2 separate regions of the Homo sapiens genome follow, and region 2 is linked to region 1. Evidence: read pairs that join two places in POLR2A ChIA-PET (ENCODE). Cell type or tissue: A673. All regions are shown on one strand. Links, peaks and the distances in the headings refer to the core of each region. The heading gives the core; the rest is flanking DNA. Region 1 overlaps SMAD9 (SMAD family member 9). Region 2 has its middle 89 kb from the start of CCNA1.

Region 1 (16,135 bases), core at 3,767-11,766:
TGACTGAGGAAGAGGAGAGGCAGTGACAGGACAGTCGTGGACTGGATATCCAGGGCTGTGCTTTAGCTGTGCGACCCTGGCTCAGTTTCTTCAGAGTGATGTGGTTGGGATACATACTACTCAAAATTGTTCTTTTCTAAAATTTTATTAAGGGAAAAGGAAACAATAAATATGGTGGGATGTAATCACATATAATGCAGAACTGCCTCAAGTGCTACTTAGGACCTGACAAAGAAACTCCCAGCAGCTATGTCAGTAACGTTTCCTAGATTCAGAGTCATGCACACGAGGCCCTGAGCAGCCCTGGAAGCTGTGAGTTCTGTTCTTTAAAAGTTTCACAATTAGACCCCAAATATATAAGTATATTCTGGATTGTTTCTACAAACACCTTATAACTGCATAGTGATCATATGTATAATCACATTGACTTCTAGTGCTGGAGACTTTTTTTTCCCCATCAAAAGTGGGAGTAAAATTGTTCTGATATTTAATATTCACTAGACTAGAATTTCTTCATTTTTTTCTAACATCAGTCCCTCGCTATACATTTATATTAAATCTCAAACCCAGACATTTAGAGGGAAAGGATCAACTAAAATTTAATTTGGAATGGAAATTAGCATGAGCAGCAACATTCTCAGGATGCTTTTCTTTTTTTTTTTTTTTTTTTTTTTTGAGATGGACTCTCACTCAGTCGCCCAGTCTGGAGTGCAGTAGTGGCGTGATCTTCGCTCACTGCAGCCTCCGCCTCCCAAGTAGCTGGGATTACAAGCGTGTGTCCCCATGTCCACTTAATTTTTGTATTTTTTAGTAGAGACAGGGTTTCACCATGTTGGCCAGGCCAGACTTGAGCTCCTGATCTCAAGTGATTCACCTACCTTGACCTCCTAAAGTGCTGGGATTGCAGGTGTGAGCACCCAGCCTCAAGATGCTCTTTTGAACTTTAATTCCAAGAATATTAGATAAAGTGATGTAGGCTATATTTTGCTTATGAGTTTTTATATTACTGTATCTGAAAATGTAGAAATTTCACTTCACAAATCAAAATAGACATTATTTATATGATTTATATTAGTGGATGACAAATTTAATTGAAATAGATCTCTGAGGTATTTGTTAAGAGAAACAGATTTATAAGTATTGGTAAATTTTTTAAGTGTCTTTTATTGTTTCCTCTGAGGTAGGTTTAATATGTGCACTTAAGTTACATTTTCATGATATTAACTGTGTCCAGTTTTAAATTTTAAAATTTGTGGGCTGGGTGCAGTGGCTCATGCCTGTAATCCCAGCACTTTGGGAGGCCGAGGCGGGTGGATTACTTGAGGTTGGGAGTTTGAGACTAGCCTGGCCTGGCCAACATGGTGAAACCCCGTCTCTACTAAAAAACAAAAATTAGCCAGCTGTGTTGGCGGGCACCTGTAATCCTAGCTACTCAGGAGGCTGAGACAGGAGAATCACCTGAGCCCGGGAGGCAGAGGTTGCAGTGAGCTGAAATCGTGCCACTGCACTCCAGCCTAGGCGACAGAGCGAGACTCCGTCTCAAAAAAAAAAAAATAAAATTTGTGTATGTACAATGAAGGATTACTTGATTTTTTTGTGTGATATATTCACTTCATTTCTAATATTATAAAACCTTATTTTTGGAACAAATAAACAGGAATGATGGGAGGAATAGTATATGAGACCTTACTGACTGGTTCTTGGGAGTGATTGTTAACATGGGTTGCAATCCACTTTTATTTTTTTATTTTTATTTATTTATTTTTTTGAGATGACATCTTGCTCTGTCACCCAGGCTGGAGTTCAGTGGCGCTACCTTGGCTCACTGCAACCTCTGCCTCCCAGGTTCAAGCAATTCTCCTGCCTGAGCCTCCCGAGTAGCTGGGATTACAGGTGCCCACCACCATGCCTGGTTAATTTTTGTATTTTTAGTAGAGAAGGGGTTTCACTGTGTTGGCCAGGCTAGTCTTGAACTCCCGACCTCAAATGATCTGCCCACGTCGGGCTTCCAAAGTGCTGGGATTACAGGCGTGAGCCACCGCACCCAGCTGCGATCCACTTTTAAATGGATTTGTGGAAAAAGCACAGATTATCATTAAACTAAGCGGCATTTAGGTCACACATCTCATTCATCTGATCAGTGATCTGACAACCTGATGGGAGAGTCACATCTCCTAGGGTTTCAGGAATCAGTGGGAGAGGCACGCTATGAAAGGGCATGTGAAGGAAGGCTGTGTTTTTGTGTCTGCAGGTGTGCACTTGTACTACGTCGGGGGAGAGGTGTATGCCGAGTGCGTGAGTGACAGCAGCATCTTTGTGCAGAGCCGGAACTGCAACTATCAACACGGCTTCCACCCAGCTACCGTCTGCAAGATCCCCAGCGGCTGCAGCCTCAAGGTCTTCAACAACCAGCTCTTCGCTCAGCTCCTGGCCCAGTCAGTTCACCACGGCTTTGAAGTCGTGTATGAACTGACCAAGATGTGTACTATCCGGATGAGTTTTGTTAAGGTAAGGAGTGCTTGCTATCACGTTATAAAATGTTCAGTGAAAAACAAAACAAAAAAGCACCCTGACTGATGTGGCAGGCAGTTGTGCGGTCAATTCTGATAGACAAAACCAATTTATTATTATTATTATTTTTTGAGACGGAGTTTCACTCTGTCACACAGGCTGGAGTGCAGTGGCATGATCTTGGCTCACTGCAACCTCTGCCTCCCGGGTTCAAGCGATTTTCCTACCTCAGCCTCCCGGGTAGCTGGGACTACAGGCACGCACCACCACGCTTGGCTGATTTCTGTATTTTTAGTAGAGACAGGGTTTCACCATATTGGCCAGAGTGGTCTTGAACTCCTGACCTTGTGATCCTCCCATCTTGGCCTCCCAAAGTGCTGGGATTACAGGCGTGAGCCACCGCGCCCAGCCCAAAACCAATTTTTTTGAATTCTATTGTTTTTAGGAGGAGTTCCTCTTTGAGTATAAACTGTCTTGTTTAGCAATTATATGAAAATTGTTACACATTACTTTTGAGGAAAAACAAGGTGGCTATTTGATTGTTTTTAATGCAGATGATAAAGTAACAACAGTAATTTTACAGGACTAGTGCAACAGAGATTTTTTCCATCCTTCCAATTGCCAAGCACTGTTATCACTCAGTGAATGTTGGTGAATTTATCTGAATTCAGTAAGATACTCTCCTTACTCTTAGAAAGCATACAGGCACATGGAGGAGATAATATTTATGAATAAGCTACAAAAATAGGCAGGGTTGGTTCTAATACAAGATAATAAACTAAGTAGTGTTATAAAGGTATAAACAATTTGGAATAGAAACGGGTGTGATTAATTCAGAGAGCAGTATATGTTCTGTTGATGAATATTTGTTGAATTTCTCATATCGAATCTTATTAAGGTTGCTATGAAGGCTGGAGAACCAAGGAAGTTTCTTAGTGGGAAGGAAAGACAACTGGGTTTGTATATGGAAGTGAAAGCCTTCAGTTTCATCACCTGCTATTTTGTCTGTTGCAAAGTACTCGCAAATGAGTCTAGTATTTCAAAATATGGGCTTATCAAAGTATCGGGGTATGTGTGACAGTTTTCTTACTGCCATGATTCCATCCAGGGAATCAGCATGGCTTGTTCCAGGCATTTTTTTCAAAGTAAATTTTATTAGCACTTTAAAATTACCATGACAAATAATTTTTCTATACTCAAATTATGTTTTTATTATCACTTTAGTAATTATTTAAAAAGTAAGAACAATATAGTTTCCAATTTTAAAAAACAGCTGCTTGAAATTATTTCTCTTTCATGGTGACAAAGCAGTTTCATTCAAATTTAGTGTTTTGAAAGCATATATTATAAAGTTATATTAACAAATAACTTCGAAATCTTTTCAAATGTTCTGTTGCTTTAGAAACGGCAGAGGGCATCATTTGAATCATACAGTTTTTTTTTTTTCCGGGTCTGTGTTTTTAAAATTAGGATGAAATGCCAATATCTCATAGGTAATTATTTCACTCTGATTAAATATAAGCTTATATAGAAATCTGATTTTCCTAATAACTAGATACATTTCTCAGATAGGCAGCATTTACATTCATAAAGCTACACAATTGACACAGAAGACAAACTGTTCCTAATACTGCAGGAACTTTTAAAATAAATACATAGTAAATATAACTATAGATCATTTTTTTTTAACATTTGAGATGAGCAGCTGTAGCTACCACTGGGCTGATGGATCAGATCTCTTTAAGGTTTCTTTCAGCTCTGATTTTTACTGATTCTAGGACTTAGTCAGTCAACAAATGTTTATTGAGCACCTGCCATGTGCAGGCCAGGCACGTGGGACATGCCAATGTTTACTCACAGATCTCTGACCTCAGGGAACCAATATTCTAGGAAGGAGAGATGGATAATAAACAACAGCCAAAACACAGAAGAAGGATGGAAAGAGAAAGTCTGGGGGCAGGGTGAAGGGAATTGGAGCACGGGGGCAGTGGAGTCATCTGCACATGAGGGTGGGCCTCATTGAAAAGGTGACAGGTCAGCAGAGACTGGAAGGAGACATGGAGCTAGGCCCAGGGACCCCTGGAGGAAGAGCAGAAGAAGAGGGAAGAGCAAGGCAACAGCATACACCTGGAAACTCTGAAGAGCAGGCAGGCCAGTGTGGCTGGGGCCTAATGAGCAGGGGAAGTGAGATGAGAGCAGCCGCAGGGAACCATAGCAAGGCCTCCTGAACCTCTGCTACGAGTTCAGCGGTGACTGTAAGGAGGTGGCGAGCTTTTGCAGGGATCAGAGCAGAGCATTTTCATGATCTAACTTCTATTCTTAAAGGATCGCCCTGCCTGCTGTGTGGAGGATAGATATTATACAGGCAAGGTTGCAAGTAGGGAAACCACTTAGGAGGCTATAGTAATAGTCAGGTGAGAGTCGCCCCCACCTGGAGGGATCCAGTACAGCTGTGAGAAGTGGAAGGATTCTGAATTGTGAAGGCGGATCAGGCGTGGGAGAAAAAGAGGAAGATGAAGTTAGTTGCCTTCAATCAAGATGGAGAAGACGCAGGTGTAATTGAGATGTCCGTTGCATTCAAGTGGAGTTGCTGAGTAGCCAGTTCGATATAAGAGTCTGGATTCGGGGAGAGAGGTTTGGGCTTGAAATACAAATTTGGGAATTGTCTGCAAAGGGACCGTATTTAACTCCCTAAGTGTGGATGAGAACACCAAAGGTTTGAGTTTAAACTGAGAAGAGCCGGGCGTGGTGGCTCATGCCTGTAATCCCAGCACTTTGGGAGGCTAAGGTGGGTGGATTGCTTGAGGTCAGGAGTTCAAGACTAGCCTGGCCAACATGGCAAAACCCCATCTCTACTAAAAATACAAAAATTAGCCAGGCGTGGTGGCGCGTGCCTGTAATCTCAGCACTTGGGAGGCTTAGGCAGGAGAATCGCTTGAACCTCGGAGGCAGAGGTTGCAGTGAGCTGAGATCGCACCATTGCACTCCAGCCTGGGTGACAGAGCCAGACTCCATCTCAAAAAAATTAAAATAAATAAATAAGAAAGGGGGCTCTAGGACTGAGCCCTGGGACACTTCAACATTTAAAGATGGGACAGAAGGGACAGAATCAGCAAAGAAAACTGAGAAAGACCAACCAGTGAGGTAGTAATAAGACCAAGAAGTGTGGTGCTTTGGAAGCCGAGAAAAGACAGTGCATTGATGAGAGGATGTGATGAACTAAATCAAATGCTGCCCACATAACACAAAGGCTGAGAGCTGATCATTCATTTTAACAATATGAAGGCCTTTTTTGATCTTGACAAGAAAAGTTTTGTTGGCGGCTGGGGTGAGATGATGATCAGAATGGATTTAAGAGAGAATGGAAGGAGACAAATTGAGATGGCTAGTATGGATGACTCTTCTGAGGGTTTTTGCCAGAAATGGGATAAAAACATAGGGCAGTAGCTGGTGGGGGGTGGAGAAGTATCTTGAAGGTGGAAGACATTTCAGTGTGTTCATATGTTGACGGGAATGATATAGTAGACGCAAAAGATTGCAGGAGAGAAGGGGAAGATTTGCTGGAATGATGTCTCTGGGAAGGCAGGTCTGAGAGTGCATTAATGGGTGGACCAGCTTATTTGGAAACACAAATAATTAATCTGTGGTAAGAGGTAGAAAGGCCAAGTATGTGGATGCAGGTCCTGTGGAAACTTATTTCTGATGTATTCATTTTTCTCATTAAAATACAAAATAAATATCAGTTGCAGGTATGGACAGGGAAAAAGGGGTTGCAGGTTTTAGTGGGGAGGAGCGATCACCTAGGAGGGGGACATGAGAGAAGGGACTGGGGGGTGGGTTGTGACTGCCGGGGACATCACAGGTCCACTTGAGGTTCTCAGTCATGAAAGTAAAATGTGATCAGGCAGCATGGTTGTGTTGAAATCCAAGTTTTAAAAAACTCTACAGAGAATCACTGCTCCCAGTCACAGAACTGATTTACTTGGCTGTGATCTCCCTTCATTTTTAAATATCCTTTCATTGATATATAACATATAGAGAAAAATATGCAAATTAAAAAAAAAAATTTTAACTGTCTCTCCTTTGAATGGTGATAAAAGGGAAATTGCCAGTTGAACTAGAGAGAGAGAGAGAGAGAGAATAAGCAAGCTTTGATAATGAGCCCTGAAAAACCAAGAGCGCCTTCCAGTTCTGTCTTTACCACTTTCAGGTCCAGTCACTGGTCTGCAGTAACCATTTTGTGCAAGACACTGTCCTGGGCATGAAGGGGTGAACAAAAGGTCAAGTTTCTTCCTTTGTGGAAGGGAAAATGATTTTTCAGTGCTTCCCGTGTGACTGGAGTGCCAGAACCTCTCTAGATCCGAGTATTCAGTTGTGAACCCTGAGGGAATGCACTGATTTGGATTCATCTGAAGGCATCTGGTTGGTGTGAGAGTTGACCTGTGTTTACAGGAAGGTAGAGGCCATGTTCTCTCCCTCTCAGGTCTCAGGAGCTACGCTGGGGTGTGGGCTCTGTGCCCCGCTGAGCTCTGCCTGGGGCTCTGGAGGCTGAGTGTAAGTGTGGCACCATCACTCAGCTCCTTTCTTGTTTTTCAGGGTTGGGGTGCTGAGTATCATCGCCAGGATGTCACCAGCACCCCCTGCTGGATTGAGATTCATCTTCATGGGCCACTGCAGTGGCTGGACAAAGTTCTGACTCAGATGGGCTCTCCACATAACCCCATTTCTTCAGTGTCTTAACAGTCATGTCTTAAGCTGCATTTCCATAGGATAGAGGCTATTGCAGGGAGTGGCTTGTATCATTTCAGATTTGCAACTGAAGTTTCTAAAAACATGTGTAAATACATAGAATGTATACTGTTCTTATTTTTTTTAATCACCGTTTGTTTTGTGCTTTCTAGTTAACCTGATGCCAGTACAGTGCAATTGGAAAAGCAGGACTTTGGTGCCTGTGCTATAAGCAGCAGATTTTGTGGGAGGAAACACTTGAGAGGCGATATTGTCAACAGTATTTGAAGGGTGTTAGCAGAATAAAAGACAGCTTTAGTCAGCCGTGTCATTATAAAGCATGTTGTGTGGCCTCACAGAAACATTGAAACTGTTTATACAGCAAAAGTCAGGTATTAGCAGCACTAAAGCAAATATCACTCAGATGAAACAAAGCAGTGAAACCCCTACAGTTTAAATGATGTCACTTTTAGTGCTGTTGGCAAGAAAAAAAAAACAACAAACTTGTACAATGAATTAATGAGATAGGCCATAGAAACTTTATTTCTAAGGTTGACATACCTATAGCTGGGCTCCTGTGCTCATATTCAGTGGTACATTTTAAACAAACTGTGATCGGAAAAGAAAAAAAACTGTGAAGCCAAAAGTCATGTTCCCTCAGTCTACCACTGTAAAAACAGAGTCTAATATGGGAAAATAAATATGAAAATAGCATGAAATGCTGTTTCCCAGATTGCAAGATAAGACCAGAACTTGGTCCAAGAGCCAGCCACCCAGGGAGACTCCTGCTTTCCACAGAGGAGACCAGGTTCCTGTCGTGCTGGTTGTTCGTGTCAGGCAGTCCTGCAAACTTTGAGTCTGCGCAGCGTGCCAGAATAGCTTGTGTTTCAGTCCTGTGTCAAGAAGCAGGTGAAACCAAAGGTTGGAGAAAAGCATCACACGTCGACTTACACTTTCTCATTTCCCACGTTCCAGTCTCCTGGGAAGGGCACTCTTTCGCCACGTTTTCCTGCCTCTTGGCAAATATTAACTCTTTGCAGATCACTAAAGCAACAGTAAAGACTTTGAGAAAATCTAGACACATTATTGGATCAATGAGTTATTTAACCTAGTGTCTAGTGATTATCTAACCTGGAAATAAATTCCCAAGGAAAGTGATAATAATTTCATAATCATCTGCAATTTCTGGGGAACAGTGGTACTGAATAATAAGACATCTTTTAAAAATATACACAATATTAAAAACCTGTTCTTATTTTACTTTAGATGAGGGAGGAAAATCCCCCAAATTTCTAGGTACTTTCATATATATACTTGCCATGCACTAAACACTGCATTGCTTGGAAAAATATTTCACACCCTCTTTAAAAATGTACAATTTAAGATGGCAGTTATGCTTGTAACAGACAGCACTTCAGTAATCCAAGAAGTTTCTTCATTTATACATTTTATCTCAACTCTTTCTAGCATTAGTGCACATGGTAGTTTTTCTAATTAAATTGTATTCAAGGTAGAAATGATCATGTGAGAAAGATATATGATTGAGCTACTACTGTCACCTCTTACAGTTACTAGTGTTAGCTAATAGAAACTTTCATATATACACATAGAAAAGAATTATTACATTTTACATTGAAAAATGTAATATATGGCCCATGTAGTGTATAGAAAAATCTGTAGTTTATTGGTTCATCAACTATGTATTGTGCACCTACCTATGGGTGTCAGGTACAATGTTAGGTACTGTAGAATCAAATGTAAATAAGAGACAGTCCCAGCCCTCAGGGAGCCGAGAACCTAATAGTGAATCTGTTTGTACAGACATCTTCATGTTTCAGAACTTTTAAAACAAAACAAAATAATGTAATCTATCATCTTTTGCTTGAAAGAATGTGATTGATTTCTTATCTCTGTTTTGAAATTATTTCCTTACTCTTCTGCAAAGTCAGGTAATGGATTCCTTGTATAAATGCTACTTTTCTTCCATGTCTCAAAGTTGTTTTTTTTCCTCCCCTTTCTTCCCTGTTTTCCAATAATTCTCCATGTCCCCTTTTCTTAGAAAAGGCATTAATATGGTGAATCTTGTATGGGAACCATTCCATGGGAGAACTTCAACACAGTTTTTGCTCCAGAGATCAAACATAGCTTTCGTGATCTCTCTACCAGCTATCTAACTTATCCTCTGGTAATCTTTTTTTTTTTTTTTTTTTTTTTGAGATGGAGTCTCGCTGTGTCACCAGGCCAGAGTGCAGTGGCGTGATCTTGGCTCACTGCAACCTCTGCCTCCCGGGTTCGAGTGATTCTCCTGCCTCAGCCTCCCAAGTAGTTGGGACTACAGGCTACCACGCCCAGCTAATTTTTATATTTTTAGTAGAGACGGGGTTTCACCATGGTAGCCAGAATGGTCTCTATCTCTTGACCTTGTGATCCGCCCGCCTCAGCCTCCCAAAGTGCTGGGATTACAGGCGTGAGCCACTGCGCCCGGCTTCCTCTGGTAATCTTACACCTTTACAGAATTAATCTAAACTGGTGGCTCATAAATGACATTAAAAACAAAAAAAAAATCTGGATGCAGTGGCTCATTCCTATAGTCCCAGCACTTTGGGAGGCCAAGGCGGGAGGATCATCTGAGCCCAGGAGTTTGGGGCTGTAGTGAACTATGATCATACAACTTCATTCTAGCCTGGGTGACAAAGTGACACCCTGTCTCTAAACAAAAATCAAGAAACAAAAAACTTGTATTTCCCTGCAGCTTTGGGAAGCCAGAACACAATATTGCAGTGAATCTGAATTTTCTGTGACAAATAAATTATTAAATTGGCACATATGATCATCACCAGTCATGTCTCATCAAAAGCCTTTATTATGATGCTTGTACATTTTGAAGAATTTAGAATTAATGAGAAGTTAACCCTTTAGTCATTGTAACACAATCATATTTTAATCAGCTTTTTCTTTTGCTACCAAGAGTTTCAAAAAATAAATGCAGTATTTGATTTCAGGCTGCTAAATGGGCTCATTTAGCATTCATTCCTTGATGTAGACATTAAAAAAAAAACTGAATAGCATTCTTTCCAGGATAACTAATAAAGCAGACATGCTAAGCCTATAAATACATCAGCACTGCAGCACACGTTTAAGGTTGCCACGGACAAGGATCACACAATAGAGAACACTGTAGTAACATTTCGGTCTGCTCACAAGACCCAGAACATTGATCAGTTTTTGTTGTTGGTTTATTATTTTTCTGTTAAAAAATTGTGAAAAGTTTGTTTTAGCTAGATGATATTTTAATAGCTGCGAGTGCTTTGGAACTATAAAGATGTCACTACTTAACACATATACCTTATGTTTTGTTTTGTTTTGTTTTACACTCAGTATAAATCAGGAGAAGTTAGCCAACCATCTAGCATTTAGAATCCTCTTTTTTATTGTCTTCTAAGGATATGGATGTTCCCATAACAGCAACAAAACAGCAACAAAAACATTTCATAAATATCACTTGATAGACTGTAAGCACCTGCTTAACTTTGTGTCCCAAATATTTAGTGTGTATATATATATATATATATACACACACACACACATATATATTCAACAAATAAAGCAAAATATAACATGCATTTCACATTTTGTCTTTCCCTGTTACGATTTTAATAGCAGAACTGTATGACAAGTTTAGGTGATCCTAGCATATGTTAAATTCAAATTAATGTAAAACAGATTAACAACAACAAAGAAACTGTCTATTTGAGTGAAGTCATGCTTTCTATTATAATAACTTGGCTTCGGTTATCCATCAAATGCACACTTATACTGTTATCTGATTGTTTATAATAAAGAATACTGTACTTATATGTCTTTTGGCTCATTTTTCCTGTAAACCTCATAGAAGATTCACTGTATGTGGGTCTGCAGCTCCTTAAGTCAATTAATTTTAAACCATTCTATTTTGAAAATGGGATGTTAAATTCCACATGCTATAGAGAAATTAGGTAGTGGTTTTGAATTAAACACCTTAGAATAACCGTCATGAAGTATAGTTCTTGAAGATACTTCACAGTAACTTTAGAAAGGATATATGTAGAACCTTTTTCTGGATAGTAGCAAATACGTGATATTGCAGTATATAGGAAAGAATGAGCACTTTCATTATTGTAAACATCTGTACATTGCTACAGATTGCCTATTAGAAAGGTGCTAAAAGGCAACTGGTGAGGGAAAACTAAGATGAAATCCAAAGAAATATGAACACATCATCTAAAAATGTAAATTCTCAATTCCTTTCATCTAAATTTCCTTCTAATCTTAAAAAGGAAGGGGAAACTCTATTACCTATAAGCAGCTTTCTTATTTACTTGATCAGAGTTGTCAATTTTTTTAACGAAATGGAGCTCTGTATTCAAAAAAAGTGTTTTGTGGAACTCCAAAATAAAAACACATGAAAGATATGCCTGTTTAGATCCTGGTGGGGACCGTGAAGCCTCCAGTTTACACTGTAAGTTTCTGGAGAGCAGTGATTGTGTCTTGTTTGTCTCCCATGGTTCCCGACCCTGTGCTTGCATCTAATATTTGGTATTGGCATTTCAAACACGAATACACATTCTTTAAACATATCATGGTACAGACATAAAATACTGTCTTTAAACATCAGCCCGTCTTAGAGAAGAAGTATTTTCATCATCCTAGACTCCTTATATTTACTTGTCAGATAGTTCTTATGCATCAGCAGGCACTGTAGATACAATGACAAAGTTTCTACTTTTAAGGAGCTTACCATTTTGTGGAGAAAGGTGAACAAGTAAACCAATAATAAGCAGTGTGCTGTCAGCTGTGACAAGCTGCTGGGACCACCGAGTGACATCTACATCAGGCCCTGGGTGAGTACCAGGGAAGGCTTCTGGGCCGATCCAAGTTGCCATCCTTCACGGCAGTTCTCTTAGTAAATCATCCCAGGCATTCCTAAAGCAGGTTAGTGCCTGCTGTCTGTGTTCCCATAATACTTTGTGCCCATCAATGGTCAGTATCAGTTCCTGCACCCCACTGTTGTTTACTTATCCATCTTTCTGCCAGGCTGGGATGTCTTTAAGGACAGGGATTCCATTTATTCATTTTCAGCATTTTCCAGCTACTGTTTGTTTAGAAAGGCTTTTGGGGATCACATTGTAAAGGCAGAAATGGTAGTTATTTTTAGCTCTTTCTTTAAAAATATCCGAAAGTATTTAGCTTCTCCTTTCAAAATAAAAAGCATTGCCAGTCCGCAGTCCGGCCTGGGCGACAGAGCGAGACTCCGTCTCAAAAAAAAAAAAAAAAAAAAAAAAGCATTGCAGGCCTCCAACTGCATATCACGTAACCATGCACAGCAGATAGGGATCAGAAAAGCGTGCTTGTGATTTATTTTGGAAATAGTTATCCAGCTGCATAGCAGTAGCAAGGAAAAGTAGTTTTAGCAATTAAACAGTTAAAATTGCTTTTATTCTAAGTATTTATTTTCACAATGTGAATTTGAGTATGAGAAGCATAAAGAATTTTGATGTTATAACACCAAGTTAACAGACACTAATTCTGAAAGTTTACCTCCGCATGATCACTGATGGTTCCATTATTTGCATACATCTAATAAAAATGTTAGGCAAGGCCTCAGAATGACTCTTAATCTAAATGCCAATGTTAAATGGAGTAAATATAAGGAAAATTATATTCAGTTTGGTTTTTAAGCCAAAGAGAATTCACACCTGCAACGTGTTCTTTGAAGAGAACGCTTGCAAGTGGCAGGCTAACTTCTCTCTAGTCTCATCATTTAGGAAGGAAAAATTATCAAAACAGGCCAGGAGCGGTGGTGGCTCACGCCTGTAATCCCAGCACTTTGGGAGGCTGAGGCGGGTGGATCACCTGAGGTCAGGAGTTCGAGACCAGCCTGGCCAACATGGTGAAACCCCGTCTCTACTAAAAATACAAAAATTAGCTGGGCGTAGTGGAAGGTGCCTGTAATCCCAGCTACTCAGGAGGCTGAGGCAGGAGAATCGTTTGAACCCAGGAGGCGGAGGTTGTGGTGAGCCGAGACCGTGCCATTGCACTCCAGCCTGGGCGACAGAGCGAGACTCTGTCTCAAAAAAATAAAAAATTAAAAATAAATAAAAATCATCAAAATAATCCATTGATATTTAAGCATAATTTCAAATATTCTGAACATCATGCTGTAAAAGTGTTTTGTCTTTTTTGATGCCATAACAGCATATACTTTCTTATACATTCGGTCTTCAAGCTAAATACAATACCATTTTACAATTCATTTGTTAACACACTTGCTTTTCTTGACCCAATTATTTTAAAACAAATTAAATATAGCCCATCACTAAATGAATGTGGAAAGTGAAATTTGTCTTAATAAATACTGAAGGGTATACTGAAATGATTATAGTACAATGTTTGAAACATGTTGATATGCAATAAAATATTTTAAACAAAATCATTTCTTTCATACACCATGAAAAAATGTTAAATTGATTTTTTTCTAAGGGAGTTTGTGAGATTATAGATTACCGTGAAAGGGGTTTGCAAACAAAAGTTGGCAGAGTTCCTATTTGTTTCTCCTGGTTTGGCATAAAAAGGAAATACAAAGCTCAGTGCTGAAGGACAAGAGAGGGCTCTTCAACTTGCTGAAGGAGTGGAAAAGAACTAAAAGGAATGGAAAGAACTTTTGTGAAACAATGATCCATTGGCATTATACCATATAAATCATGATGGCTTGACATAAAGGAGAGAGGCAGAAATAGGCAGGAGCTTGGAGGTAAAGGGTTTTGCATACTAAACTGAGACATTTGAACTACAGGTTCTTAAATCTACAATGACAATTTAAAGCATTGCTACTAGTTACTTTAAAAAGCAACAGTCTATGATAGACCCTCCTTGGGGCCCCCTGAATCATGATCCCCCCATCCTTGCTCCAGACATGCTACAGATTGCTTTGGAAAATCATGTTGGAAGACATCTGAGAATTTGGGAGTTTAAGGCTCCAAATTGTCCCACTGCTTATAAGCTTTATCTCTACGAGTTTGGTTGAGGTTTAGAAAGCTTTGGGTAAGCACCAGAGGGCACTCAATGTACAATAAATATTGCATATTCTAACTTGAGGGAAATGGTTTTTTGATTCAGAGTATGCAATTGGCTGGGTGTGGTGGCTCATGCCTGTAATCCCAGCACTTTGCGAGGCTGAGGCGGGTGGATCACCTGAGGTCGGGAGTTCGAGACTAGTCTGGCCAAAATGGCAAAACCCTGTCTCTACTAAAAATACAAAAGTTAGCTGGGTGTGGTGGTGTGTGCCTGTAGTCCCAGCTACTTGGGAGACTGAGGCACGAGAAGAGCTTGAAACCGGGAGGTGGAGGTTGCAGTGAGCCAAGATTGTGCCACTGCACTCTAGCCTGGGCAACAGAGTGAGGCTCTGTCTCAAACAAGAAAACAAAGAGTATGCAATCATTTTTCTTACAAGTATTATAGCATACAATCTAATTGGCCACTATTGTGTATACTAGCTAAATTTATCTTTTAAATAAGCAAGATACTAAGCAATGCTTGCCTTAGAAACGTAATGAGATTCACCCCCTACCACTGGAAGACTTTTATTAATTTCCTGTTGCTGCTGTAAAAAAGTGCCACAAATTTTGTGGCTTAGAACAGCATAAATTTATTTTACAGTTCTTACCCTTACAGTTCTTGAGGCCACAAGTTTGAAATCTGTCTCACTGGGATAACGACAATGTGGTGGCATGGCTAGTTCTTTCAGGAAGCTCTAGGGGGAATCGTTCTCTTGCTTTTCTTTTTTCTTTTCTTTTTTTTTTTTTTTTTTTTTTTTTAGCTTCTGGAGGCTGCCTGCATTCCCTTGGCTGGCTATGCTTTTCTTGAATCTCTCTAACCTGTTGCTTCCATCATCACATCTCTTGTTCTTCTGTAAGCAAGGGTTCCTCTTATAAGGACACGTGTGATTACATTTAGAGCCCATCCAGATAATTCAGGTTGATCTCTCCATCTCAGAATCCTCAACTTAAGCACCTCTGCAAAGTTCCTTTTGCCACATAAGACAACATCAACAAGTCCTGGAATTAGTACATGGATATCTTGTGGGGGCATTATCCAGCCTATCACAAGACTCTACTACTGATACTAGAGGGAGGCAGGGAAGTGCTGGGTAGAGAAGGGTGGGGTCCCCAGGCGAGGGCTCCACGCTCGGGCCTGTGCCCACAGACCTAAGTGAGAACAGGGATTCCTGTTTTCGCACCCAAATGTTGCACTTCCCAAGACCACTATGGCCTGCCATGCCCCCATCCCATGGCCCTAGAAACCTGAGACCTTAGCAGGCACAGACACAAGTGGCTGGACATTGAGAGGAGCAGAGAAAGAGAGTGGCAGAGAGTGACAAAGAGCGGGAGTGGCAGGGCGGCATGGCAGAGAAGGAAGGAGGCGTCCGTCTACCGAGAACAGCAGGACTCCAGGGGAAGATCACGTTCCCACTCCATCCCCCACTTCCGGTTCCGCATCCATCTCGCTGAGAGCCTCCACCACTCAATAAAACCTTGCACTCATCCTTCAAGCCCACGTGTCATCCGATTCTTCTTGTACACTGGGCAAGAACTTGGGATACAGAAAGCTGTTAAACTGGCCACTGCCCTTGCAATAAGGCAGAGGGTCTATCGAGCTGATTAACATAATCCTTCTGCAGACGGCAAAGCTGAAAGAGCACACTGTAAGAGACGCCCACTAGGGATTCGGGAGTCACAGACAGCCATCCCTAGACGCTGCCGTGAGGTCAGAGCCCAGAAGCGCTCCCCACGGCCTCTGCACCTGCCCGTCTGCATGCTCCTCCTAGGGGTTTGAGCAACAGGGAAACCAAAAGAGTGAG
Region 2 (16,135 bases), core at 5,568-13,567, 330 kb after region 1:
CTGATAAGATGCATATGGATCACTTTATTAGAATACGTACTCTCCTTCTGTGGCTATAGGGGGAGTGGAATTCTGCATTGCTAAAAGATTCCCAGGTTATAACTAGGCTTTTGGTTTGGGGACCACACTCAGTGGCAAAATTCTAAATAATTATTTGTTGTTGTTGTTGAAGAGCAAGAGATCTGAGAAATCCCAAATAATTCTAATGCCAATGAGTTTTAAGATCCTCCAGTATGCAGAGAGAAGAATCCAAACTGCTTAGCTTGGCATATAGAGCTCTGCAAGACATACCCCTACATCTTCATCTCCAAATCCTGCCACTCCTTGACCTGCACTTTCGGCTGCATTAATAACAAACTGTTTGTTGTCCACCCACCCCTCAACACATACATGCATGCATGCACATACACACACACATACACACACTGCTCAAAATACAAAGAAAATATCAGACTTCACCTTGCATATCATCTGCCCCCTCTCTTCTCTTCCGTAGCATCCTATGCTTACCTCAATCCTATCACTAACTCTATTTTATTGAAATGAACTGATTATGGTTCTCTCTCTCTCTCGTTTTTGCGTAGTAATACCTGAGAATCGTACTAAAATTTTTTTTTCACTTGTACAAATTTATGAGGTGCAAGTGCAATTTTGTTACTGCATAGATTGCGTAGATCAAGTCAGGGCTTTTGGGGTATTCATCATCCAAATAATGTATACTGTATACCTTAAGTAATTTCTCCTTATCCACCCCTCTCCCACCCCCGCCCCTCACGAAAATATCAGATCTGCACGAACAGTGGGAACACTGACGAATTCATCCTAGTAGTAACAGCACAGAGGATAGTAGGCAACTAATATATATTTGTTAAATTATGTGCCAAACACAAATATTACCATTATAAATATTAAAGAAAATTACTCCTCTTTTAAAGGTCCATTCCTCTACTTCAATTTATGAAAATTTCTGTCAAGTTTAAAAGGACCAGCAATCACCACCAGGACTCTGTGCCACTGCAGCCTAATTATTGCCACACATTTCCATGAATCCTCTCAATGCTCCTTTTTTTCCCCAAATTGTTCTTACAGCCAATAATTTGCTCCAAGAACATAAACCAACACTTGGAAGGTTTCTGTTGTCAAGACTAATTTCAGCGCCACTGACTAATTTCAAAAGAGGACAAGAGCAGGCATGGACATGTGATTTCACAGGAGGTGGCTTTGGGGAGTTGAGTTGGGAGCATTGATCAGCACTGTGCCCTTTAGAATCTATTCCTCAAGGTTACAGCCAAACCACCTTAATGGGGCCGGCAAAGGGCAGAGACGGCAGCTTTGCTCCTGTGGTATCATTCATCATGTTCGTAACCAGCGAATAGAGACTGATGAGGGAGCTGGCTGGAGAGGGCTCGCTGTTCACTCTCCCTCGCTGTGCTCCATGCCTCCCGCCTTGCTCCAGATACGTCCTCTGAGATGTTTACTCTGGAAAGCAAATATTGATACTTGCTGCCACTGGCTTTTTCATGAAATATTTGACTCCTTGATACACATTCTTTGCTTAATTGCTTTCCTTCATATTTCATCTAGTCTGAAACTGGGAAGGAAATTTAGCATTGTGAAAATTTACCTGGATCCCAAACCTCCCACCTTCTCAGGTAGTAGCTGTTATGGTCTGAAAGTTGTGTCCTTCTGCGATTTACATGTTGAAATCCTGACCCTACCCCCACAGGTGATGGTCTAGGGGGTGAGGCCTGTGGGAGGTGATTAGGGCATGAGGGCTCCACCCTCATGAATGGGATTAGTGCCCTTGTAAATGAGGCTTCAGGGAGCTTGTTCACCCGCTTCCACCATGTGAGGATATTGCAAGAAGGTGCCATCTGTGAAACAGGAGGGGGGCCCTCACCAGACACCAAGTCAGACAGCACCTTGATCTTGGACTTCCCCACCTCCAGAACTGTGAGAAATAAATTTCTTTCATTTAGAAACTACCCAATCTATCTATAGTATTTCATTACAGCAGCTGAATGGACAAAGACAGTATTCTTAAATAAGCCTAGAGGCATTTGGTGTTGCAAATCTTTCCTAGCTGAGCCAAGGGCTACAGTGGGCACAGAAGTCTGTGTGATTCGCAAAGGCAACTAGCCTGGGAACTGTTCCTCCCTCTGAGTTTCCTGAACAGACTACTTGGGCTCCTCGAAGAGTCTCGTCCAGCTGTGCACACTGGGGCATCTTTCCGAAGCCCAAACCCAGGCTTTGCTCACTCTCCTCCCACTCAACCCACCTAACTAGAAAAATTAATCATTCCAGGACAAATGCGTGAGGGTTTCAGTGGTGGGCTCTAGTTAACAAGCCCACGGCTCCCCAGCAGTTGGCCTCGATCTACACAGCCACCTCCCTTCTCCCTCCTCTGCTGCTTGGAGAAAAGAGCTTTTATTAATCATGCAACAATGTTTTTCAGGTTTTAGAAAACCTCACATGTGTGCATCACGTTAGGCCTTTAAAAATGCCAGTGAATTACAGGAAGATTCCTGCTGTTGCTCAGCAGTGCTAGATCAGAAAAATGCCAAACATGCTGCAAGTGGCTGTGGATGGATGCCACCTCCTGGCACCTGCCTGCAGGCACTCCAGAGCCTACCTGTTTCCCTTCTCCAGGTGCCTTTTGATGTAATTGAGTGCTGTCATCCCTGACCACACATTAGAATCACAAGGGAGGAGCTTTCAGAACATAAGTCACTCCCAGGAATTTTGACTTAACTGGTCTAGAAAAGAGCCCAAACAACAGTATTTTTTGAATGCTCCCCAGGTGATCCTAATTGAAGCCAAAGTCAAGGAACACCAAATTCTGTCTTTCCAGATTCTTTACTGGAGCAGGGAACTTTCCCTAAGTTAATCTCCCCAGTCATTAGCTTCACTTAGACTCTACCCCTATCCTCTCTTATTCCTCATCAGAATTTAGAACTTTTCAAATGGATGTGCTTTTTTTCTTAAGGGAGTTGCCCAGTTTCTGAACCCTTCTCCTATGTGTGGTGAATCCCACTCCAATAATATGCATTTTAGAAAGAATTAGGACTCACCTCCCACATTGAAGCTGAAAATGCCAGTACCCACTTTCCCGGCCTCCCTTGCAGCTAGACATGGTCAGGAGACCAAGCTCCATCAATCAGACCTACCTTCCTAGACTTTGACTTGAGAACCACTAGGGCAAAGGAGGAAAGGCTCAGGGAATCTTCACTGGTGACAGTGGTGATGGGTGTCCAGAGGCCAGGGCTGGTGGTGACAGAGTGCAAATGGCCCCATCCAATGTTTAGCAGCTACAGTGCAGTGTCCTCATTTACCTAATTTCCCCAGTATAATTTTGGGTCTCTGTGGGGCCTGAAGCCTGGTTCTCTCAATGATTCTGTGAGCACACATTTGTCTTTTAACATATTTCTTTCCCCTTTAAATCAACTACAGTTCATCTCTGTGTTTATACTAAGAACTCTGTCAGGTTCATAGAATCTCATGTCCTAGAGGAAAAGCTGCCTTTTTTGGAATGAGAGTTGTGCCCTTTCCTCCACCCGCAGCCGTTTGATACAAGTCCAGAGATCAGGTCTGAAATTTTCTGTTTCCATTCCGTTATTCTCATTCTTTCATACAGTTCTATGCAAAGATAATCTGGCTAATTGACCTTTATCATTGATCCACAGCAGAGCTTGGGTTAAGCCTCCACCAAAGTGGCTTCTGTTTCTGTACCCTCCATTCAGCTGCCACTGGTATCTGTCAAAAGGTGGCTGCATCATCAGAATAGCAGCTCAATTTGACAGACTTTGCAGCCTGACTTAACTGCACCAACTGTAGAAAGAGACCTCTCTATTCTAAGGGCATGGGTGAGATTTCCTAAAACTCTTTATTCACTTTATGAAAACAAAGAAGAAATGATATTTGACTGCTCTGTGAGGATTCCATTAGTAGATGCCCAGCCAAGGTGCAGCTGTTGGCAGCTCTAATTGTGAGAAACAGTCTGGGGTGGAAGGGTGCAGAGGGGACCAGGTGTCACATGGTATATCTCAAAGCCCTCTTTCATTCATGCTTCAGTGATGGTTGAATCATGAAAGGCATGGAATAAAGCTTCATAAAGCACCATGCTCATGGGGAAGTAGGCTTTCATCATGAACAGGAAAAACCTTGTGCTTGCACCCCACCAAAACACCTCCCTTCCAGTGCCATAGTAATCCCCAATTTGCAACTCAAATATCTAACACATAATCAAGCTGAGACCACATAACCAAGAGCTGCGTGAGTGAGCCACACTGCAAGTGGACCTGCCAGTCCCTGTCAGACTACTGATGGCTACAGTCATGGCCAGGAGTTTGACTGTAACCTCACGAGGTCCTGAGCTGGAATCATCCAGCTAGGAGACTCATATTTTATAGAAACCAGTTAAGCAAGCTAACAGTGAAACTTTCTCTGACTGATCCCCCAAAGTCCTGGCATTTTCTTTCATAGATTTCCTTAGGAATATTGATTATGGTACAAACTAAGAGAAAAATCCATGCTTTTGATGGAAGGCCTCCATTTTCTGTAGCTCCTTCACATGGAGTATTGACAAACATTTGCAATCTCTATAATTCTAGGAAATCCCATTTTTCTCAAAGGTTTTGGTTTCTGGGTGATGACCTGATAGACACACAATCTCAAATCCAAAAGCTTATGTCATGGAGAGAGATGATACATTAGTGCTCACAGAAGAAGTCAGACTCTGTGTTCCTTGAGGGCAAAGACAGTGTTCTTCTAATATTTGTGTCCTGAGCATTTGGACCAATGTTTGGTTCATAGAAGACATTCAACACATGTGTGAATTAAACAATAATGAGTGGATAGATGGATCAGTGGATGAAACAGAAATATTAAGGGAATAAGGAAAGGGATAGAAGGAACAAGACTGATTTTCACACAAATGCAATTAATAAGGTGAAATTAAAAAGTGCTCCTTGTGGACTTTAATATAACAGTTTCAGAGACCAAGGTGATAACTGCTCATGTCAAGGACTTTTCGACTGTTGATATATCAGAAAGATTACCCAGCCAGGATATTAAATAGCTAATATTCTCAGATCTGCCTATATCTTATATTATGTCCTGAACCATTCATTTAGTCTCCTAACACTTCTGCTTCAATATTCATAAAACTGAGATAAATTAGCTAATGTCTTAGATGTCTTCCAACATTAATGTTCCAAGATTGTATTAACTATTGCAATTGCAAATTGAAAATGCAAACTTACAGAAAGTACATTATTAGAATGAATACCATCATTTGAATTTTTCATTTTTGTATTTTTAATAACCTTTTGCTGTAGGCTTAAATTTTAAAAAATTGAGTTTGCTTTTGAAATATAACCATGAATAGAATTCATCTGGAAAAGAAAGTAAAATTCTGATGCCAGCTATGGGGAAAAAAATATTTTCAACAAATGATAGTAGAACAATTGGATATCCACATGGGAAAGAAGTGAACTTTGAACTTTATCTCAAGTGGTTGTTCAAAATATGCCCACAAATTCTTTGATACTCATCCCTTAAAAAGGTATAAATTAACTCCTATCACCTTGAATGTGAGATGGACTTAGAGTCTCACTTCTAATGAATAGAATCAAGCTGAAGTGATGGTGTCAAGCTTTGACAGTAAGTTACAAGAGACACCTTGATTTCTTCTTCACTAGTTCTTTCTTAGATCATTTGCTCTAGGGAAAGCCACAGCAAAGTTGTGAGGACACTCAGACAGCCTTGTAGAGAGTTTTATACAGCAAGAAACTGAGACCTTCTGTCAACAGGTATGTGAGTGACCCACCCTGCAAGCAGACCCCTTGGCCCTGGTCAGATTACTGAGGGCTACAGCCATGGCCAGCAGTTTGACTATAGCCTCATGAGGTCCTAAGCCAGAATCATTCAACTAAGCCACTTCCAAATTCCTGACTCTTATAAGCTGTGTGAGACAAGAAATTTATTTGTTGCTTTAACTGCTAAATTTTGGAGTAATTTGTTATTTAGTAGTAGATAATATACCTCACAGCAGGCATAAAAATGAAATCAAAATAATTATTGACCTAAATATAAAAGTTAAAACTATAAAGCTTCTAGAAGAAAACAAATGAGAAAATCTTTGTGATCTTGGACTAGGCAAAGATTTCTTAATTAAAATACAGAAAACATGAACTATAAAAGAGAATTTAACAAGTTGGACTTCATCAAAATTACTCATGATCCTCAAAGGACATCATTAAGAATGAAAATGCAAGCCACAGAGGAGGAGAAAATATATGTATTTATGTTTTAAGGACTCATATTAAGAATATAGAAAGAACTCAGTAATGAAAAGACAACTTGATTTTTATAACGTACAAAAGATTTGAACAGACACTTTACAAAATAAGATATTAAATGGCTAATAAGCATACAAAAAGATTCTCAATGTCATCAGATACTGAGGAAATGTAAGGTAAAATCACAGTAAGATACCTCTTGGACCTGCTAGACTCACTAAAATTAAAACTACTGATGATACCAAGTATTAGTGAGGATGTGGAGCAACTGGAACTCCTAAACACGTCTGATAGAAATGTAAAGTGGTAAAACATCAAATGGTTTGTACCATTTTACATTCACTGTTTTACTTAAAAAGTTAAACATACACCTAACTTATGATCCACACCTAGGATACTTACCCAAGAGAAATAAAAACAAGTGTCCATACAAAGACTAGCACATGAATGTTCAAAAATGTTCATAATAGCCAAAAAAAAAAAAAACCCATAAAGAAGCTAAATATTTATTAACAGGTACATGGATAAACAAAATAAAATGTATACATATTATATAATGCTACTCAACAATAAAAAGGAATGAACTGTTATATTTATGTAATAACATAAATGAATTTCAAAATCATTAGTTTGAGTGAAAGAACCCAAAGAAAAGAGAGTGCATATTGTATGACTATTTACATAAAATTTTAGAAAATACAAACTAACCTACAGTGACAGAAAGTAGACCAGTGGTCACCCATGGTTCAGAGTGGAGGAAGGAATGAACAGCAAAGGGACACAAGAAATCTTTTGGGAGTGATAAAATGTTTTGAATGCCCCCTCCAAAATTCATATTGAAATTTAATTGGCATTGTGATGGTATTAAGAGATGGAACTTTTAAGAGGTGATTAGGTCATGAGGGGTCTACTCTCATAAATAGATTAATGCTATTGTAGCAGGAGTGGGTTAGTTATTTCAGAAGTTCAGCCTTCTTTTTTCTTAGGCATGCACTCTCTCACCATGTGATACCTACTGCCATGTTATGATGCAGCAAGAAGGCCCTTACCAGATGCAGCCCCTTGATCTTGGACTTCCCAGCCCCAAGAACTGTGAGCCAAATAAATCTTTCTTTATAAATTATCCAGTGTATGGTATTCCATGATAACAGCAGAAAATGGGCTGACATGTACCTTGCTTGTAATTGATGTTGTATACAACTGTCAAGACGCATAAAATCTGCACTTTAAGTGAATGTAATATACGCTATAGAAATAATATCTCATTAAATTTTATTTAAAATTAATAATGCCCACCTCCTTGCATCTCAGCTGTGATCATCTAATACTACAGATTTGTAATAATACTATAGCCTAGAATAGTGTTTTGTCACATAGAGACCGAGGTGACTGGCAAATGACCTTGAAGTCCATGGAATCATTCAGGAATATAGAAGGCAACAAATTAGTAATTCCTTTTTACCAAATATTTCTTTGTATATGGATTAATTACCCTTACATTTCAAAAATGTGGAGTATTTAATAAATAATTATTTCATTCTACTTTTTTAACATCTAGTGACTTTCCAAGTGGCATGTTAATAGCCTGGCTGACAGTTGACTAGTATACATGAATATCTCTGGCTTCAGCTTTTAGAAGACGTGCCCCTTTCCATGTCATGGAGCATGTTTACAGCAAGTTCTTCAAGGCTTAAGTTGTTCTCCTAATGTAAATGTCAAACATACAGGGGGCTCTGTTGCTTTTGCTTTCTCTCTTTCAGAAAACTTGATCTGAACACATTCTATGGCCCCGAGATTTTCTTTTGGATCCTCTTTCAAACTATTCTAAAAGCAAGCACATTTCTGCCCTATCTGAAGCAGCCATTCACAACATTTTCATCTCTAAGATCAATTTCCTTTTTGGTCTTGAAGATAGGCTTAAGACCATTTTCATCTCCAAGACCAATTTCATTTTTGGTCTTAGAGATAGTCTTAAAATGGTCTTAAGACATAGTCTTAAAATAATTTAAATAGCAAACTATATATCTTGATCTCCTGACCTCGTGATCCACCCGCCTCAGCCACAAACTATATATCTCAAGAAACAATTACTTTCTTTCTTTCTGTTTCTTTCTTGGTCTTTCTCTTTCCTTTCCTTATTTATTTCTCTTTTTCTGGTAGTTTTCTGAGGACATGTATGACTTCTCAATTAATTGCACCAGTTAAGAGGGAGGGCTCTGAAGTTAGATGAGCTGAATTTGACTATTGACTCCTCTACTCAATAGTAGCTATCTTTGGATAGTGAGTGTCTTCCAAATCACATAGATAGCCTCTGTTTTCTCTTCTGTAAAATGGGCATAATAATAGTACTTATCTTTGGAGAGCTATTATGAGGATTAAATGAGATAATTTATGAAAATCTTTTAATACAATGCCTGGCACAGAGAGAAAAACAAAAGGTAGCACTGTGTGCTATTGAAATTTCTGTCCAGAATGTGACATATTATTGTATTGTTTAAGGCAATGGTAATCCAGATAATCATAAGTCCACCTACATAGTGATTGCTATGTGCCAGACACTCTACAAATAGAATTGTACTGAGTTTCAAAACACTTTAGCTTGGTGTCTATTATTCCCACTTTCTCAGTGAAAAAGCAGAATGAGTAGGATTAAGAATTTGCATAAGGTCACACAGTTTGTAAATGAATGAGCTGCAAATTTAACCCAAATCTTTCTGTCTTTAAAATGCATCCATTCTTTCTATATCCTGCCTTCCCAAATAGAATTCTGGCCTACGGTCAAAAAACACAATGTTTAGTCAGCCTGTATAATATTATTTCACACAAATAAGCTGTTTCCATCAAACTTTTTGAAAATCTTGAAAATAGTATTTGTACCACTCCCCTACACACACACACACACACACACACACACATACACTCACACACACTGTTACCTTCACAGTGGGCCCACAAGGGAACTTCTGATCCAGAGGGATCCAAAGCAATGTCCACACATGCAAATTCTCTACACGGCAGCAAAGTCAGGAAATGCTAACTCAAGCATTCTGCAGCAACATTGGTTTCTCCTAGTGTAATTAGAGTCTGGAGGTGGTAGGCATAAGCCCCAGAGAATTTTCATTCTGTATTAGTGAAGACCACAGTGACTAATGTAATACTAGGAATGCAGCCTAGGTTCTCACTCCAAGAGCAAGTATGCCGGTTGAAAGGGAATTGATTATTTTCATGAGTTCATATTAGACTGTGTATTCTTTAATGCAAATAATTTTTGACTGTGACTAGGGACTGGAAACACTTTTATGAAAAGTAAGAATCTTCTAAAGTCAGATTTGTCTCTTAGAAGGTTTGGAATGCTTTTTAAATTTTAAATCCAATCATCAGGATGTCTCTGGGCATCTGCTTTTAGCATTTCAAGTTCCCTGAAAAGAAGAAAATTTCGCTCTTAAAAAAATGTCAGAAAAATCAGTGGGGCTCCAAATCAACTTTCTCTGACTGCATCCTCTCTCAGAGGCCTGTCACAGAGGGCAGGATGCCTGAGCTGGTGTCATTTAACGCTTTTGAAAAGAGGCAACTCATTAATATACAGATGAGATATCTATTAACTCAAAGGAAGATACACTCTGAATATTAAAGTGATGGAGTGTTCCTGGAGTGACCAAATATAGCCTCTACGATGTGCCAGACACTCAACAGATAGACTTCTACTTAGTCTCTAAACACTTTAGCTTGGTGACTATTAGTCCCACCTTCTCAGTGGGGAAACGGAATGCAAAGAGTTAAGAATTTGCATAAGGTCACACAGTGTGTTAATGACTGAGCTGCAAATTTAACCCAAATCTGCCTTTAAAATGCATCTATTCTTTCTAAACCCTACCTTCTCAAATAGAATTCTGGCCCACAGACAAAAACAAAACAAACAAACAAAACAAAAACAAAAACAAAAACAAAATGTTTAGTTGCTTAGTTAGCCTGTATAATCTTATTTCACACAAGCTGTTTCCATCAAGCTTTTTGAAAGTCTTGAAAATAGTATTTGTACCACTTTTCTACACACACACATGCACACACACACACTGCTACCTTCACAGTGGGTCCACAAGGGAATTTCTGATCTAGAGGAATCCAAAGCAATGTCCACACATGCAAATTCTCTACACAGCAGCAAAGTCAGGAAATGCAAACTCAAAATGCTGGGAGACAGTTTGACTCACAAAGAGGAAAATGGGGGTAAAAGGAAGAAGTCAGAGGGCAGCCTAGTCAGTCTAGATGTAAGCCATGCCACCCTGAAACTATACCAATTAGAGAACAGGATTGTAGTCTTTAATTATAAATATCCATGGCAAGAATAATTATGATAATCACATGACAGAAAAGTTTACTCTGGAATACCAGCCACCTACAACAGACATCCCTCCTCTCCCTAAAGGAGGCCATCAAAAAACATTGGCCAGGGAGAGAGCAGGCCTTTCTTTCCTTGTTAAGCACCTGGCCCACAGTGTCGTGGATAAGCAGAGCTCTGAAACATTATCCTTTCCAGCCTGAAGGAGCTTCAGCTATAGTGGAGTGTTCACAAGCGAGGACTAGAAGTGTTATAGACAATGTTTATGCCCTGCCCCCACCTGCCAATTCATATGCTGAAACCTAATTCTTAATGTGATGGTATTTGGATGTGGGGCCTTTCAGAGGTGATTAGGTCATGAGGGTGGAGGCTTCACGATTGGGATTAGTGCCCCTATAAAAGAGACCCCAGAGAACCCCTCACCCTTTATGGCAATTGAAGACACAGTGAGAAGATGGCATGCATGAACCAGGAAGAGGGCCTTTCCTAGACACTAAATCTGTTGGCATCTTGATCTTGGATTTCCCACTCTCCAGAACTGTGAGCAACAAATGTTTGTTGTTTAAACCACCCTGTCTAAGGTATTGTGTTACAGCAGCCAGAATGGACTAAGACAAAAAGATAATTTCACACTGTAATATGTGGTAGGAACGGAAATCACAGTAGAGACGAAATGCCAAGATGGTGCATGCTGGTGTAACCTGAAGAAACGGGTGATGCTCTTCTTAGCCCTCACCCTTCAGTTGCTGAATTTGAGTGTGCCTCACTCATCTCTTGAAAATTCTTGGAGCTTTCAGTTGCAGTCTCACTTTTAACCTGAAAAGCATCAGTCCTTCTTCTAAAAGGCTTCCAGTCTCCCTTCTCACTCACCCACACTTCTTAAAAATCATCCAAAGCAGCGGCATTTATCCATTCCCAACATGCTTTGTTTGCCTTCAATGTTCCAGGACCCTTGCTAGGCACTGAGGACCCAGTGAAGAATACAATAGTCCCCCTTATTCGAGGGCTAGTGGGAAGAGTTCCAAAACCCCTGGTGGATGCCTGAAACCAACATGATAGTGCCAGACCCTATATATATGATTTTTCCTATATATACATACCTATAATAAAGTTTAATTTTTAAATTAGGCAGCATAAGTGATTATGGTATTATAACATATATTGGTATATGGTATATACGTTTATATGGTATTGTAACAAATACGTGGTATTATAACAATATACTATCATGAAAGTTATCACACACTGTGGCCATACGTTTCTGGTTTGAGATGTGGAAGCAGAACTACCATGTATTTCTTTTTCCTTCTTCACAATTTCACAGATAGATTTGTTCTTAACACAGCTCTTAGCAACCTCAGCATATAATTTTTTTTTCTTTCCTTAAGAAGTGAAGAGCTTTCACCCTTTCACTTAAAGAAAGCACTTTACAGCTGCTTTTTGGCATACCAGGTTGCCAGCATCACTACTCTTATGCTTCGGGACTTTTATTAAATAAAATAAGGGTTACTTAAACACGAGCACTATGATATTCGGACAGTTGATCTGATCATCAAGACAGCTACTAATGACTAGTGGGCAGCAGTGTCTACTGGGTCTACTGGACAAAGTGAGGACGTCAGTTCACTTTGTCCAGTAGATGGAATGGGATGGCAAGAAATTTCATCTCATTACTCAGTATGGCATGCAATTTAAAATTTATGAATTGTTTATTTCTGGAATTTTCTATTTAATATTTTTGGAGCATGGTTGACTGTGCATAACTGAAACCCTGGCAAAGAAGGCACTATTGTAACTATTGGGAGGAAAGAAGAGAGACAGAAGTAAACATCAGTCCCATGAGAAATATGTAGACTGGAGGCACAGAGGAGGAGTCTTAACAGCCTTGGAATTTCAGGAAGGCTTTCTGAAGGAAGTGACCCTAAATCAAGTCCTGAAAGCCTGCTAGGATGTGGTCAGTGGTGAGGAATTGGGGAGTTCTTGGGATGAAGGCAAGAGCATTCCAGACAGTAGCAACAGCGTGCTCCTTAAACTAGAGAGTCCTACACAACGTTGACATGGTATCACTATTATCCCAATGAATAGGCATCCACCATTCACATTTCATATTTTATAATCAAGTTATTTTTGTGAAGGAGGAAGTATTTATTCGTTTATTCAAAAAACATTTATGGGGCATGTAGTATGTGGTGGGCACTGTGCCAGGCACTGAAAAGAAAGAGAGAGATTTCTCTTTGGTTAGGACTGGTGGAAGAAATCATGCCTAAGTCAACAAATGAAAATCTTTTCAGTGATTTTAAATGAGCAAGAGAAATTTGAAAAGTGGAATAAGATAAAAGGATTAGAGGTAAGGAGAGTTATTATTGGAAGGAAAGTGGGAGAATTTTCTAGGTGTAAGGTCTGGTGTGAAAACAGATATTGAAATAAGACAAGAAGGAGGAGACAGGAACAGAAGGGACCAAAAGATTTGCTTTCCTGGGATGTAAGGCAGAAGAGACACAGATTATGTCGAAAGAGTTCTCTGTGTAATGGGAACATGATACAAAGGAGTCACATGTGGTTTTAAGGATGGCATAGAAACAAAATGTAAGAAAGCCCCAAGTTTCCTAAATTCAATTGAAAACCAAAAGTCTTACATCAGCATTTTGTGGCCATGTAATTTCATACTTTGAATTAAAATCTAAAGCATATTGAAGGCATAAATCTTGGGAACAACCCGGCACCTAGGCAGCTGTAACATTTCCCAAGATTTCTGTATCATAAGATAAAATGGCATGCCTAATGCACTGAGTTAAATGTCATATCCAGGAGAGATGCTGGGTTTTTGTTCTTTAGCCACAAGACCATGCCTTTCCCCCACACAAATGGATTGTGCTTTTATCCCTCTTGACTCATTGGACCAGATAGTCATCTCTTCTACAATATGGGAACTATTCTCAGATGATTGTAGGATGAAAATCTGGCCCCATAGAACAGCTCATGATGTTCTTTGGGGGAGCATAATGAACAGCATGGATTCACTTGCAGAGGTTCCAAGGGAAGAACTGAGAGATCAAAGATCCAACTGCGGATCTGCCATGTTTCCTCTTCCTCACATTTATATTAAAGTGTATTGATTAAACACACCAACTGCTTGGTAGGGCGAGGACAAGTCAACGGACCCCATGAAGTCCTTCCCTTCTGGATTTCCTGTCTATGCAGATGGCACTAACCTACTCAGGCAATAGAACAGATGAAAGATGAGAAAACTGCATTCGCATGAAGACGCAAAGCTAAGACTGGGTGCTAGTGGCTAAACTCCTCAGCAACAGCTTTAACCATCTCTTTTTAATTTCCTAATGTCCCTACTTGATCATCACATAAGCAGTTAACAGGCACCATATGTGCAGCACTGATCCCCACAAAGGAAAGTGTCAGGATGTATTTCAGCCTGCTGGCAACATTCAATGCCTCAGGCCTGCGCCTGGCCTGGAAACAGAGGTCAGCTTTCTGAGCTATTTCAAACCCCACACCTCTAGTCATAACATCAACGGGGGTGCTCCCATGTAATCTGTGGTAGTCTCAGGCTTCAGGCTGCAGCTTTGCTTTAGTCTTTCCCTTCAAAACAAATACGTAAGATGCTAAAAGACCTCCAGCCATGAGAGAAACAATTCATGAAGAATGTGATGGGCCAGGTACGGTGGCGCAAGCCTGTAATCCCAGCAACCCGGCGGGCAACCCAGGTGGGAACATCATCAAAGCCTGGGCGTTCAAGACCAACACAGCGAGACTCTATCTCAAAATAAATAAATAAAGATAAATTTGTTTTTTTAAAAAAAGAACGTGATGGATTTCAAGGGAGAGAAAACGTTTTAAGGGGAAAATCTACATCAAATATGCTCACATTTAACAGGGAGTTTAAAAAGGTTAGAATATTGGAATGTTGCAAAACGCTATGACACATAAGAACTAGAAACGAATCCTTCCCCTGTATTTGACTTTGCCCAGGGTTCCCCCCACCCGCACCCCGCACCACCGGAGGACTGTGCGTATCGGGGCTTGAGGCAATAAATAAGAGGCCAAGCCCCAGCTGCAAGATGCTACCTTCACTGCCAAACCTCAGTGCACTTCCAGCCCTACCCGTGTCCCTCCTCTCTTCACCTTCCTCAGTCTGCCCCTCGGAGTTCTCGAGTTCTCGAGAAGCTGGTAATGAGCCCATTAGAGGATTCATTTAAAGCATTAAATGCTATAACCCTAAAGCTTGAAGCATCTGCGTAAACCCTTCATGGTACCACTTGATGCCTGGCTCCTAGACACAGCTCTGGTTCAGCCTCAGCTGGCAACTTGTCCTAGGGTCTCCACACCCCAGCACTTTCACCCCTCACATTCCGACTCCCCCAGCCTCAGAGGCCAATTTCCAGCTGGCTGCCTCCATGTAGCTTGTGAAAAGAAAGGATGAGAACCACAGACAAAACAAACCAGGAAAGAGAAGAGCAGAGGTGGAGAAGGGAAGACAGAATACAGAACTTGAACATTCTTCAGGATGAGGAGAACGTGGAGGAAAGGAATTTAAATAGTTGTTTCACTTCTTCTTTTGCACATCAAACACCTAATATAGAACAGAACATAGAGGAACAGATGTAGAGGAATAACGACTGTGAGAATAGTGAGGAGAAAAAGAATTTTAACTGATTTTTTTAAAAGACTTCAATAAGGAGAATGAACCTGGATTTATAATTTAAATATTTAATTTTAATTTTAAATGCTCAAAATGACACAAGGTTGGTAATATTAAATTTATTTTACTGAAAATAAACTGAGTTCTGGAGAGGTAATTTACCCAAAGTCTGATTCAGCAATTTCATTTCCAGGTTTCTATCCTACTGAAAGAAATACCTGTGCATGTGCAGAAAGCTGTATGTGCAGAAATGTTTTTTACAACACTGTTATATCAGCAAGTTCAAAACAAATGTTCATATGTAGCAAAGTGATTGGCATACTCTGGAAATAGCATGGAGCTATATGTTTTTTAATGTAGCAAATCTATTTTCTAATGACTTAGAAAGCTCATCAAGATTAAGGAAAAATTGCTGAATGATATGTTCAGTATGAATCTATTTATATACAGAAATCTTTATATGTATACAAATGCTTATACAAGCTATGTACTGATAAACAATAACATTTCAATATAGAGGCAAAATTGAGATCTTCCTTCAACTGTATCTCTTATATCACCCCAAGATCCCTGTTTTTTCCCAGAAGAAACGATTGCCTCTATATATTTCCATGTTGTTTCAAGTTTTTTCAACGTGAATATATTCATGATTCCTTGTATAATTTTTAAAACAAAGTTTGTTTTTCAAAACCATATGATGCTATGCAAATATAACATGCTGCTATAATACTACTTTTGCACAGGAAACATCTGCTACTTAGCAAAAGCCTGGAAATAAATTGGCCTTACTTTTTTTTTGCCTTTTTCTTTTGTCAGCAATAGTTAAGAAATTCCTATGAG

What was found. Peaks named below come from ENCODE experiments on the same cell type or tissue, not always from the same donor. Only the 100,000 strongest peaks of a DNase experiment are listed, where the experiment ranks them.
Region 2: POLR2A ChIA-PET joins it to region 1 with 5 read pairs; 2 of 35 experiments call an interaction of 5 or more read pairs at or near these places.

What each region holds. Positions count from the first base shown.
Region 1 is chr13:36,839,792-36,855,926 of GRCh38, reverse strand. SMAD9 (SMAD family member 9) reads left to right here. Exons shown (of 7, transcript NM_001127217.3): 6 at 2,252-2,508; 7 at 7,108-11,096. The coding sequence ends at 7,251. Among named protein-coding and RNA genes, the nearest start is that of RFXAP, 29 kb to the right of the region's middle. RefSeq lists an enhancer at 15,073-15,807. In A673, for the core only: CTCF peaks have their summits at 4,946 and 7,164 (motif pointing left); a DNase peak (open chromatin) is centred at 4,926; H3K27ac peaks cover 5,101 bases.
Region 2 is chr13:36,513,559-36,529,693 of GRCh38, reverse strand. No RefSeq gene overlaps it. Among named protein-coding and RNA genes, the nearest start is that of CCNA1, 89 kb to the right of the region's middle. RefSeq lists an enhancer at 1,865-2,365. In A673, for the core only: no CTCF peak of the experiment used is centred there; DNase peaks (open chromatin) are centred at 9,383 and 9,923; H3K4me3 peaks cover 305 bases; H3K27ac peaks cover 2,362 bases.